Regions from separate parts of the Homo sapiens genome. Here regions 2 and 3 are each linked to region 1. A link is an interaction called in ENCODE POLR2A ChIA-PET data of the cell type or tissue named here. Cell type or tissue: MCF 10A. All regions are shown on one strand.

Region 1 (4,000 bases):
CATGAAAAGGCTCAATTTTCCAAAGGAGCAAAAAATGAAAATGTCTATCCAGTCCTGAAATTCTCCTTTTCTTTGCTGAAACAGGTTGCCACACTCTAAAGATTAATATTGTTTAACACTGACAATAGTGCAACTACTGGTGTATTTATTAACAATCTATTTTCTTCAAGGTTCAAACAAAACCTGTATTTTCTCTATTTCGCACAAATATCTCACTCAATATCAACATCACAAGTTCTTTCTCACAATGGAGGATTTAGAAATAAGTAACTGAAAACTGTGATTTGAAAAGTAACCAGAGCATAAAGCTAAAAAGATGTAGAGACATTTCATTTAATATAAGGTCTAATATTTAAATTTTGAGTAGAATTTTTAACACACTTTATGCCTATAAATTTATTTTAGATAACAATTAGATTTTTGAGAAGCATTTAAATAAATGTTTACCAGTTGCTTTTTGGCGAACAATATTTCTTGCCTTTTCCACTCCCGGTGCTCCAGACGTGGTGGCACTCCTAAATCGCATCGGTTCGGTCACATCTGGGTGGCTCCGCCAGCTGAGAGAAAAGGACCTCCCCACGGTGGTTCCTTTCTGAGGATCTAGAACACAGCCTGATAAAGGAAAAGAAAAATAATCTAAAGGCTGAATTCATTATTATTCATTTCACGCTTGTGTTGCTCAGCAAATGGTGTACCTACAACTATATATAATCAGCAGGTTTCCTTGTCACAAATTAAGTACCACTTCCTTACACTGCAATTTAGGAAGTTGCTCATATGTCACTAATTTAAGAATTCTTGTTGCCAAAATATTTTCAAGAATCTAAAACAGTCTTATGGATATTATTATATCTTCATAGTACTCATTCCAATATACAAAAGAAAGTATTAATAAACCTTTCTCAATACAAGAACAATATCAAATGAAGTTATACTACTGTTCCCAGGACACTCCAAAAACCACTACTTATAAACCAAAAACTCAGAGATCCTGATGTTAGAATAGTACTGCATCCTGTAGACACCAACCCCTCCACAAATCCCCAGAGCAATCCATGCCTATAAACTCTAATGTGGATTCAGTCAAATGGGCAGGATAATGAAAATCTACAAATAATACAAAATCCTATTTTAGCAAAGGTCCAAAACAATAAAACATTGTAGTCTGAGATTCAACTTTTATTTTTCCTCATATTGTTCTGGTTAATTATTTCAATGAGAGGCTATGGACCAAAAGAAATAGAGGAGGAAAGAGAATGGCAGACTTACAGATTTCTGCACAGGTATGATGTGGCCAGTGGCTGCCACCTGTGGCATGTTTCCACACCCAGTTTCCTCTGCCTGTGCTTTTTGTTTCTAGTAGTCTAGCCCTTAGAAGGCAAGTGTTTCTATAATAAATATTTAAATCCTTTTTAGAATAAAGCAACATAAATCAGAAATATTAGTCATGGTCACTAATTAAATAATGTGTTCGGTACATTTTGAAAACAGTGTTTTCGAAGTTGTTTGCCTTCCTAAGATAAGTCTGTCTCTTTAGATGAATCTGTGGGTAGGAAGAGAATCTTGCAGAATGGCAGGCGTGTGTGTGTGTGTGTGTGTGTGTGTGTGTGTAGTGTATGCACACATGTGCACTCGTGCATGGATTACAACAATTGAAGGTAGGTCCTTATCTCCTATTTCAGCTCTCCTCCTCTGGCCTGAAAGGTATCCTTAGCCAGGTAAGTTCTCTTCTGGGCTGAGAACGACTGTCTTAGGGAGGCAAGTTCCTAGTTGGAAGTATCTGGGTCCTCTCAGGCCCCGGGTTTACACAAAGGTCCTCAGAGCTGTCAGAGAGGACTAGATGGACGCCAAGGGCCCAGACTCTTGGCTCCCTGCCCCTACTTCAATCCTAAATCTCCAGTCTATTTCTTTAGAAAGGAGTTGTGTATACCTTCAACCGGGAAGAAAAACGGATCTGTTAAAAATGTTAGAAAATCATTGCATTAGACAGTCTAAATCTACATTGGGATTAAACTGTTCCACTGGATTGCCATGTACTTCAACTACTTTATTTTGGCTTCTTACTAACTTGCTTTTATTAATTAGTGCTTTGGCAAGCCATTCTCAGATTTCAATGAAGATATAAGAATCCACCACATTTATTATACGTGTATATGGTTTACTAACCACTGTAACTGGTTCACACCTCCCTGTATCCACATCCTCTGTTGTTCTCTCCTGTAATGACATTAGGCTTCATCACGTGACTTACTTGGTAGCAAAACTGAACAAGCAGAGACTTGAAATGCACTTGAAAATTTGAGCTTACCCTCTTACTGCCCCTGAAACTCTAAGCCACTTGGTGAACAAGCCTGAGCTAGCCTCTGGCTGCTGAAACACGTGGCCCAGTCACACCTCATTGCCCCTGCTGACAGCCAGTCAACCCGTAAAAGTAGAGCTGCCTAGCTGACTATTTCACAGCGTGGTTGACTGCAAACACAGAAGCAAAGACCAGCAGAAGAACTGACTGGCTGAGTCCAACCCAAATTGCCAACTCATCAAATCAAGATAAATAAGTGGTTGTTATTTTAAGCCATAAGTTTTGGGGTGATTTGTCACATGGCAAAAGCACACTGATACTGTCTATAAGGCAGCTGGTATTATTAAAGGGTAGTCTACACAATAAGCAGTGTGTACCCTTTAAGAAGCTTTGAAGGAAAAATTCCTCCCAAGTCTCAGGAGGACCTAATAAAAGCTAAGCATCACCTAAGTGATTGAATTGTTTTTACCCTATGTGCTCTGTGATTCTCTATTTGATGTAACCCTGCAAAGACCAAAATCAAATCCAATGTTTGACTTTTCCATCTCCCCAGCAAGCCCACGAGGCTCTATGGCATGTATTTTGGCATTTTAATCACAATGGCAGTTCCCTGCAACCTCACTCATTTTGACCCTATTTTGTATTTGATCTACTGTACTATATGCCTTTCTATGAGCTGCCTCAAATCTTTACAGAGTAAGGTGTAGTACAAGTGAATTAATCCAAGGACCATGCCACATCCTTAAGCACAGTAATTAAGGGGATGCCAAATTGTCATTCCTAATAGAAACTACCACTGATGTTTTCTACCTTGAAAACATAACTTTCATTTGAGGTTCTCAGTCCCAAAACAACTTTTACCCAGAAATACAACAAAGCCAAAATAGCTCCCATCTGAAGCATTCAGAATTTCTCCACGTTTCCTAGAGAGGCTGTAGAATGCATCTTAATAGTGTGACATCTTGAGTTGTATTTATCCAGCTTTGATTTCTAAACACTTCTTAACTATGTGGCCTTGGATGAGTCAATCACTGTAAGGCAACCTTGTCCAACCCGTGACCCATGGGCCACATGAAGCCAAGAATGGCTTTGAGTGTAGACCAACACAAATTCGTAAACTTTCTTAAAACATTATGAGATTTTTTTTTTTTTTGCAATTTCTTTTTTTGTTTTAGCTCATCAGCTATCGTTAGTTTTACTGTATTTTATGTGTGACCTAAGACAATTCTTCCAATGTGGCCTGGGGAAGCCAAAGGATTGGACATCCCTGCAAAGTCTCTGTACTTCAGTTTCTTTGTCTGTGATATGGGGATAATACAAGTATCTACAGTTCACTAGGTTATTATGAAGGTAAAAAGAGATAATATGTACAATGTAATAGCCATTATTATTACTGTTAGTTATCACTACTATTACTACTACCTTCCTTGCATCTTCCTTCTTGCATAGCTTCCTCAGAAATTCACCATCTCATTAAGGGAACAGAATGATATGAGACACAAATTAATGCCACTATTAAGAAGACACTGTGTAGTTGGTTCAGTTCATTATAAAATTTCGCGCATTAATTGCTTAGTCATACAAATACACACTCGTCCCCAGTCCTAGACATCTGGTGTTAACCTGGAAGAGTGGAAATACCTTTGCCTCGTTGCTTCTTTTCCTTTTGTTCACTTAATTTATCCAGAGGTAGGTTTGTCA
Region 2 (4,000 bases), 82 kb before region 1:
CCCAGTCCTGTCTTTTTCATCCTCATCTCACCTTCCCCTTCATGTCAGCTTGAACCTTGCTCCAGACTCTGTAGTGCTGCAAGCATACCCCTGGACCTTTGTCCTCCCTCACCCAGCCACTGCCTGCTGTGTCCTTCCTCCTTCCACTAAGGGCCTCACAAAAGGAGTCTGACTCAGGGATCTGACTGTCACTGCACAGGTCACCTGCTCATGTTATCTGGCTGGACCCACCACTCTGGTGAAAGTGCTCTGGCAAAACCTACCACCAAACACCTAGTTGGGAAATATAACAGCTCCTGTTTCATTCTCACCTTCCCTAAGCTTTCTGAAGCAACTAGCACTGCTGACCTTTCTCAACTTCTTATTTGCTTTCTTCCTTGACTTGCTAGAAATGACTCTTTCTTGGTCCTCTTTCCACTTCCCTGACTTTGCTTTCCTGGTGACATTCCCTCACTCTGCTGTCCTTAAGGATGTTTCTGCCCACAAGGTTCTAGTCTTGGGCCTAGGTTTTTAACTTGTGAAGTCCATACAATTTTCATGGATGATCTAACACTTCACACCTACATCTCTTTAATTTTTTTTTTTTTAAGATAGAGTCTCACTCTGTCGCTCAAGCTAGAGTGCAGTGGCGCTGATCACAGCAGCCTTGACCTCACAGACTCAAGTGGTCCTGTGCTCAAGTGATCTGCTCGCCTTGGCCTCCCAAAGTGACGGGATTACAGGTGGGAGCCATGATGCTTGGCCTTCTTCTAATTTTTAGTGTTGAGACAACTGAAGATTCACATGCAGTTGTAAGCAGTAATACAGAGAGACCTCAAATACCTTTCATCTCAGGGTAACATCTTGCATACCTATAGGACAATATCACAGTCAGGAAGTTGACATTGATAATAATCCATCTATATTACTCAGTGTTCACCAGTTTTACATGCATGCATTTGTGTGTGTGTGTGTGTTTGGTTCTATGCAATTTTATCATATGTATAGACAGTATACCCACATTCTACTCCCATTCCAAGGCCCAAAGCTGGGCTCTTATCATTCTGGGGAGAGGGGTGCTTAAGTAAGAAATACAGCAGGCTCTAAGTCCTGACAATCCCTATATGCTCTGAAATGGACTCTCTGCTATGAGCAGAGCAAATCTAAAACTGTAGCAAGTAAATTTCCATCTCTTTTTATGATGCTCTCCTAACTTGGAACAATCTATGAGCTCCTTTCAACACCTGCCCACCCTGCTAAGTCTGGCTTAAGTCCTTCTTCATGGAAAGCCCTCATGGTGCTACCAGTCCACAGTGAGTCCTTCTGGACTTCACTGTGTGTTTTCCATTAGATGTAAAGCTCCTTGAGGATAGAAAATGAGCCTTTTTTGTGAGTTCCATGGATTTGAGACATACCTGTCTTCAATAATACAAAAACCATTTGAACTACTAAAATGGGAAAACAGAGGAGAAAAAAAGAAGAAACAAGGAAGGCAGAATTTGCCATCACAGAGGACTCCAGGAACTAGGATTTCAACTTCAACAACTAGATTAAAAAAAAATAGAGCAAGCATGGCTAAAGGCTAAATCCTTCCTTTTCCTTCCCACAAGATTTCATACCTGAAAGAATACTCACCCTCTTCAACAGTCAGCAGGTTACCCAATTCTGCTGATGAATGATACTGGACTGGCTCAGAGCTCTTCACATTTGCCAGTGGCAGGAAGGGGTCATAATCCGTGGATGACAAGTCAGCCAGGGTCAGTATGTAGTGACTCTGTTGGGTGTACGTGCTTGAGCCACACACACAGCAGTGCAAAACCTGTGAAAACAGAGGCCATGTGCACCACGGATGCTACTCACCGCGTGTCCCCTGACAATCTGTCAAACTACTGCAGCACTTGGCAGCTAGGACTCCTGCTTGGTCCTAGCTGGAAATGGAATGACCACTCTTAAATATCTTCTTGCTATTAGCAAATTTATTTTGCTCCTTTCATATCAATGCCAAGAAATATGTTCTCAAGGCAAAAGGAAAGTAAAAGTTAAAAAGTACTTATTCACATTCTGTGTGATTGCACATACCTAAGTCCCCCTCCTGTCCACCAAAGGCGGCACAGGTAGAAGGAACTAATCTGGGGATGAAGGGTAGTGGTGGGACAGGCCAATCACGGTGGAGGGTGGAATGAGCACAACAAGCAGAGACCATTAGTGCACGTCATAACCAGTAATGAGTTTAAATTAGTATAACTCATGACGCCATAAATTGTAAGGGCTAACTTAATACAATTTTTAAATTATTCTTATTTTCACAAGATTAGTTCCTGAAAGTTCACTGGTTGTTTACAAATTGCAGTTGATTGAAGATCTATCTACTCATTTGAGCCTTTGTACACATACAAGCCATGCAAACACAAATCATCTTGAATATGCCAAAATGCATAAATGAGGTAATAATTGTAACAGATTTCCCTTTTTAATCATAAATTCAAGATCATCAACTCCAAACACTGATTTTTATAAGAATCAAGGTAATACTTGAGAAAATAAGAAAACACCATTGGGTTAAATATATTTATGTAAAGTAAATTCACTTTTAGATGACTAGCTTTGGTTTGCTGACATGGCAAGAGGCCTTGTGGTCAGGTACCCTTTGTAAATAAGTACCAAGAATTACAGTTGTCAGGGCAACCACTTGACTATGTCCTCTTCCTAGCAAAAAATGCAGTATAGGAAAATCCTTATGGCAGCTCTCTTATTAATTTAAAAATTAAGCTGCAATCACTGAGAGAATTAATTTCTAGTAGCCAAAATGCAATAAATGTAGGAAATGCACATTAAAACCACACGTTATGTGTAAACTAGCACAACTACTTTGGAAAATTATTTGGTGTTCACCAATAAGGCAGAATACATGTATTCCAGCAACTTCACTCCTAGGTATACACCCAACAGAAATGCATACGTATATGTACAAAAAAAAAAAAAAAACCTTGAATATTCACATTTTATTGGTCCAAAACTCTAAACTATCCAAATGTCTATGAACGGTAAAATGTATAAATACATTGTGGTTTATTCTATGTAATACTATATATCACCAAGAGTGAAAAATCTGCAAATATTCACAACGGTTTGAATAAATCACTCAAAAATAATGTTGAGCAAAAGATGTCAGACAAAAGAGGATATACTGTATGACTCTTGTATAGAGTTCAAAACAGGCAAAACTACTCTGCTCTGTTACACAGGATAGCGGCTATCCCTGGACATGGGTATGGGACCAGTGGCTATGGGGAGGCACAGAGAAGGCTTCCAGGATGCCAGGAATGTTCTGTTTCCTGATCTGGACTCTGATTTTACAAGCATGCTCACTTGGTAAAAATTCACCAGGCTTTCACTTACAGACTGATGCAGTTTTCTGGAAGCATATTATACTTCAATAAAAAGTTTACTTTTAAAATACAAAACAAACAGTTATTTAGTAAATTTATGAATTTTTACTATGAGGTGACTTTTACAGTGGTAAAGCAATTTTAAGAGAAATCTTTAAGAAAAGAAAGAACTCAGAAAAGAGATTTACAAAAGTGATTGTGGCTAATGCCGTTGGCCCAAACCAAGCTCTGTACAGGTTTATAAACCACAAAAACAACAGAAGTATCTAATGAATCCTAATATAGTTATTAAAATCTTTGACTACTGAAGAAACCATTTAAGAATACACAAATACTTTTTAGTAGAATTTCAACCACAATTAGGTGTTTTTTTTTTAAAGTAATACTTTTAAAAATAAGGCAACAAAGTAATCAGTCTGTGACTTGGACTCTTTTTTATTATTAAAGGTTTCTTACTAAAAGAATAAACCACAGAATTTTCCCTCCATAGCAGTAATTATTCAGTGGACATGCAAATGCTAAACAAACAACCAAGGTTTGAGAGACACTGTTAAGACAAATTACAGAAGGATATTATAAGCAATCCAGAGCAAATGCCACACCTAGTCATCAGTGTGTATGTGTGTAGAGGG
Region 3 (4,000 bases), 53 kb before region 1:
CTGATTTAATTCTATCAGTATCACATTAGAGCAAAGCAGTAGTAACATGCTAAATTCTAACATGTTCAGTCTGTCATAATAAAAATTACCTCATTTAACAACTTATCTTCCTAAAAAACTTTGTATGTGTTCACAAACCATTTTTCCTAAGACTTTTTTTTCTTTACATGGGTCTTAGTTTCTACAAATCTTGATATTTACATTCTTAAAATTACTGTATAATGCTTAATTCAGTAGAGTTCACATATGGTAAATAGTTTAGCAAGTACTAATTTAAAGTTTTAGCATTTCAGCAGACTTTTTTCCTACATCAGAAATAAACAGATAAATAGATAAGTGAAAAAGGAAGGAAGGAAGAAAAAAAAACATGAACCATGCTTCTTCCAGGTTAATGTTTAAGCCTGCTTTAATCACGTCCTTTGATACACTTTAAGGTCCATATCAGTCAAGGCAAACATTCTAAGGGACCGAGCAGATGGATGCTGCAGTTTAGAAAGTGTGTGGTAAACTCAGGATCCAAGAGTGGAACAAAAGATCCACCTTTTTCATAATTAAGCCTCTGATTAATGCCCTAGGCTCCTCAGCACACACCTGTAATTACTCACAGAGGTACTCATTGTGCTGGGACTTGTCTCGGAATATCAGGCATCAAGCTATCCGGCAGCAGATGGAAGCACATTTCTGTTGACATATGTTGCAATGAAAGGATTCGTGCAAACCTGGCTAGCAAGGTAGCAGAATGCCATGCATTTGAAGATTAATAATGCAAACAACCATGATGTTAACTTTGTTATGCTTGTGTTAATTCCATCTGTTGAGATGTGGAACTAAACCTTGAAGCTTGTGGGCTTTAAAAATCTTTAGCACATACTTGAATCAAATAAGCCCCTTTTCACCACTGGAATTTAGAGTTTTAATTAAAAAATGCTTTTCTAGGCTAAATTTATGGGAATTATGAACTAAATCCTTTAACAAGCTAATACCACAATTTGTAAATGAATCCATTTTGCATTGTAAGATTTGTATGTGTAAAGGCAACAATCTGTAAAATGGGGCATTCAAAAAATATGACTAAGTTGCTATACTGATGCTAAAGACAGCAGATAGGCATGTAGCTGAGATAAAGTCACATGGCTCCCTCACCCCCTGGACCTCAGCCAATCACTTCAACGGAACCTGCTACTATGAGCAAGAAGGTTGGAAAGAGAGGGCAAAATAACAGATGGCTAGCCTACCCTACCCTGCCACCCACGTAAGACAGCGCCCTGAGGAGACACAGCGCCTGTGTGAAGTCGCCAAAGACAGCACTGGGGGAGGGTAAATGGGGGGGTTAAAGAGGGAACTATATGACCAGTCAGCCAAATTATGGCCATATGCCTGCTTCCGTTGCTTCTCCACACTGAAGTGGAACAACTCGAAGACTGTATCTTTGTGATAACATTTTAAAATTAGGAATAACCACGTGGTACTCAAAGAAGAGCCGCTGCATATTCTCAATAGTGGGACATCCACAAAATGCCCCACTCATTTCTAACTCAGTAGAATCCTTCTTTCACCATCCCCACCATACATTAAGACACAGCTATAACAGAAGTCTTTGAAAAATATAATAAAAATCTGAAACCTTCCTCACAGCCTCCAGGGCTTTATATATACATGGGAAAGAATGATGCTCTCAGACATGAGTCATTCATGTGCAATCCTCATGCCTTTTGCCATCTCCCTGTCCAAAGTGAACATTACTTGCCTAACAGGTTTTTCAAAGTGACTCATGTTTTAATTTTTTTATTTCCATAGGTTTTTGGGGAACAGGCGCTATTTGGTCAGATGAGTAAGTTCTTTAGTGGTGATTTGTGAGATTTTGATGCACCCATCACCCAAGCAGTAAGCACTATACCCAATTTGTAGTCTTTTATCCCTCATCCCCTTCCACCCTTTCCCCCAAGTCCCCAAAGTCCACTGTATTATTCTTATGCCTCTGCGTACTCAGAACTTAGCTCCCACTTATGAGTGAGAACATACAATGTTTGGTTTTCCATTCCCGAGTTACTTCGCTTAGAATAATGGCCCAATTATTCTGAAAAATTTATGTGTATCCTTTCTCATAAGTAAAAAGTAACTCAAGTAATACAATGACAGTAATCAATGCTGCTAAATTTTTGCTAAAAATACCATCCTCTGATGAAGACTCTGGGTCTGAGAGCAGCTCTCCTTGTTGAATATAAGCACAGAATGCAATGTCAGGGTGGTGTGAAAGAATAACTTCTCTCAACTCCAGCTGGCCTACCTAACAGTATCACAAGGACCTGCAGAGAGGAGGAAAGGGGCCATCCTTTCTACTGTGTGATTCAATGCTATTCAGCGCTGCCTCCACTGAGATGGCTAGTGAGAAACGGCCCTGCACTCTGACGTGGTGAAAAGAACTCTAGAACTTGAGCCATGAGGCCTAGGTCCAAAGCCTTGTGTGACTGTGGGCAGATCATGTCATACCCAGAGCTTCATGCTTCTCTTCCGTAAAATGAAATGATACTCCCTTACGGAGCTGTATGTAATGGGATAGGAGATAAGAACATATGCCTTTGTAAAATGAAAAGAGCCATAAAGAAGTAAGTAGAATAGCAAGTAAATAATTATTTTTCAAAAAGAGAAGGACTCTGAAGAGTTTTACTTTGTAAAATTTACTTTATAGGTGTAGTTTGTATAATTCAGTGAACTATTATTTTGCTGATCTACAGAAAGAATAGTTTAAGACATTTCAAAGGTGGCACACAAACAAGCCTCTTAGATCGCACATTACCCCAGAAATTCAAAAGCTCTAGAAATTAGTGCTTTCAAGCAACACCCTTAACAAAGCTTTACGGCAATTAGCCATAGTGTTTTACAAGGCAAATACTGAAAGAAAAACAGGAAAATTATCATTTTAGATTTTCTAGGATTCATTTTTCTAAGGAGTTCTAGAACTTAATACAAAGAAGTTCAAGTTAGTTTTATAGCAAGAATTAGTTTCTTTTTCACACGTTAAATAGACTAAACCACAAACTAAACAATAGGCTCAATGATATATGGAATCTAAAATAAAATGAGGTTTATTCTTGAGAGTTGAACATATGACACGTAGACAAAGATCTTTCACAAGCTTTTGTTCAAAGAAATTAAAATTCATCCTGCAAAATGTTGCAATATAGTGAACAGATCACCAAACTAGTATTTTTCTCTTGCTCTGGTTAAAAGTCCAAGTGAATACTATACACTGAGTGTGAAAAGATCACTAAGATGATAATTGTGAATCTGTAGCTTATCAAAAGATTCTGGTTATGAGAAAGTAACTGGTGAGAACATCTGTCTCTTATCACTGATCTTGCAAAAAATCAGGTAATTCAAATAGAGGCGTGTTGTTTCCTCTCCTCCAAAGCACAGTTCTATAAACACAAACCATATTCAGCCTGGTAAATGAATCGCTTTAATTGAATGCTATGTACACAGTAACTGGAAAAACCATAAGTGATAAGAAAAACATATGGTGATGGCAACAGAAATTGGTTTATTCATTTTGCATAGTGTTGTTTCTTTCGTTCCCTTATAATTGACCTTTAGAGCGATAAATGTGTAAAATAATTTTGTTTATTATGGCTCCAAACCTTCCAACAATTACACAAAATGAAAATTTAAAAGGAAGGATTCGTTCTGGAAGCATTTCCATTGTTTACATAATTGCACAGCTATAATTTAGTGCTCATGTTGTTATGGAAAATAAAAAAGGGCGATTACAGGCCATTTCAATTCAAAATATTGCACAGTGGTGTCAAAATGGGGGAAAATGTTCACTTTAAAGCAGTTTAAAATGGTTTAACCCTAAAAACAAAAACATTTCAACATAGCATTCTATAAAACACAAATGTTCAAGAAGTAGCCATCCTCCAAACCATATTAGAAATGTTGCAACTGTACTTTCACACCAATTACATATATATTATTCACTTAATATTTGCTCAGGGCCCAG

What was found. ChIA-PET counts read pairs that join two places held together with the same protein. Peaks named below come from ENCODE experiments on the same cell type or tissue, not always from the same donor. Only the 100,000 strongest peaks of a DNase experiment are listed, where the experiment ranks them.
Region 2: POLR2A ChIA-PET joins it to region 1 with 6 read pairs; 2 of 35 experiments call an interaction of 5 or more read pairs at or near these places.
Region 3: POLR2A ChIA-PET joins it to region 1 with 7 read pairs; 2 of 35 experiments call an interaction of 5 or more read pairs at or near these places.

What each region holds. Positions count from the first base shown.
Region 1 is chr20:20,601,235-20,605,234 of GRCh38, forward strand. It overlaps RALGAPA2 (Ral GTPase activating protein catalytic subunit alpha 2), which reads right to left. Exons shown (of 40, transcript NM_020343.4): 15 at 3,941-4,000; 16 at 448-612. Among named protein-coding and RNA genes, the nearest start is that of RALGAPA2, 110 kb to the right of the region's middle. RefSeq lists enhancers at 2,266-2,345, 2,536-2,715. In MCF 10A, no CTCF peak of the experiment used is centred here; a DNase peak (open chromatin) is centred at 2,327.
Region 2 is chr20:20,519,303-20,523,302 of GRCh38, forward strand. RALGAPA2 (Ral GTPase activating protein catalytic subunit alpha 2) reads right to left here. Exons shown (of 40, transcript NM_020343.4): 31 at 1,615-1,798. Among named protein-coding and RNA genes, the nearest start is that of INSM1, 150 kb to the left of the region's middle. In MCF 10A, no CTCF peak of the experiment used is centred here; a DNase peak (open chromatin) is centred at 1,659.
Region 3 is chr20:20,548,213-20,552,212 of GRCh38, forward strand. All of the region lies in intron 23 of RALGAPA2 (Ral GTPase activating protein catalytic subunit alpha 2), which reads right to left. Among named protein-coding and RNA genes, the nearest start is that of RALGAPA2, 160 kb to the right of the region's middle. In MCF 10A, no CTCF peak of the experiment used is centred here; DNase peaks (open chromatin) are centred at 649, 1,179 and 1,719.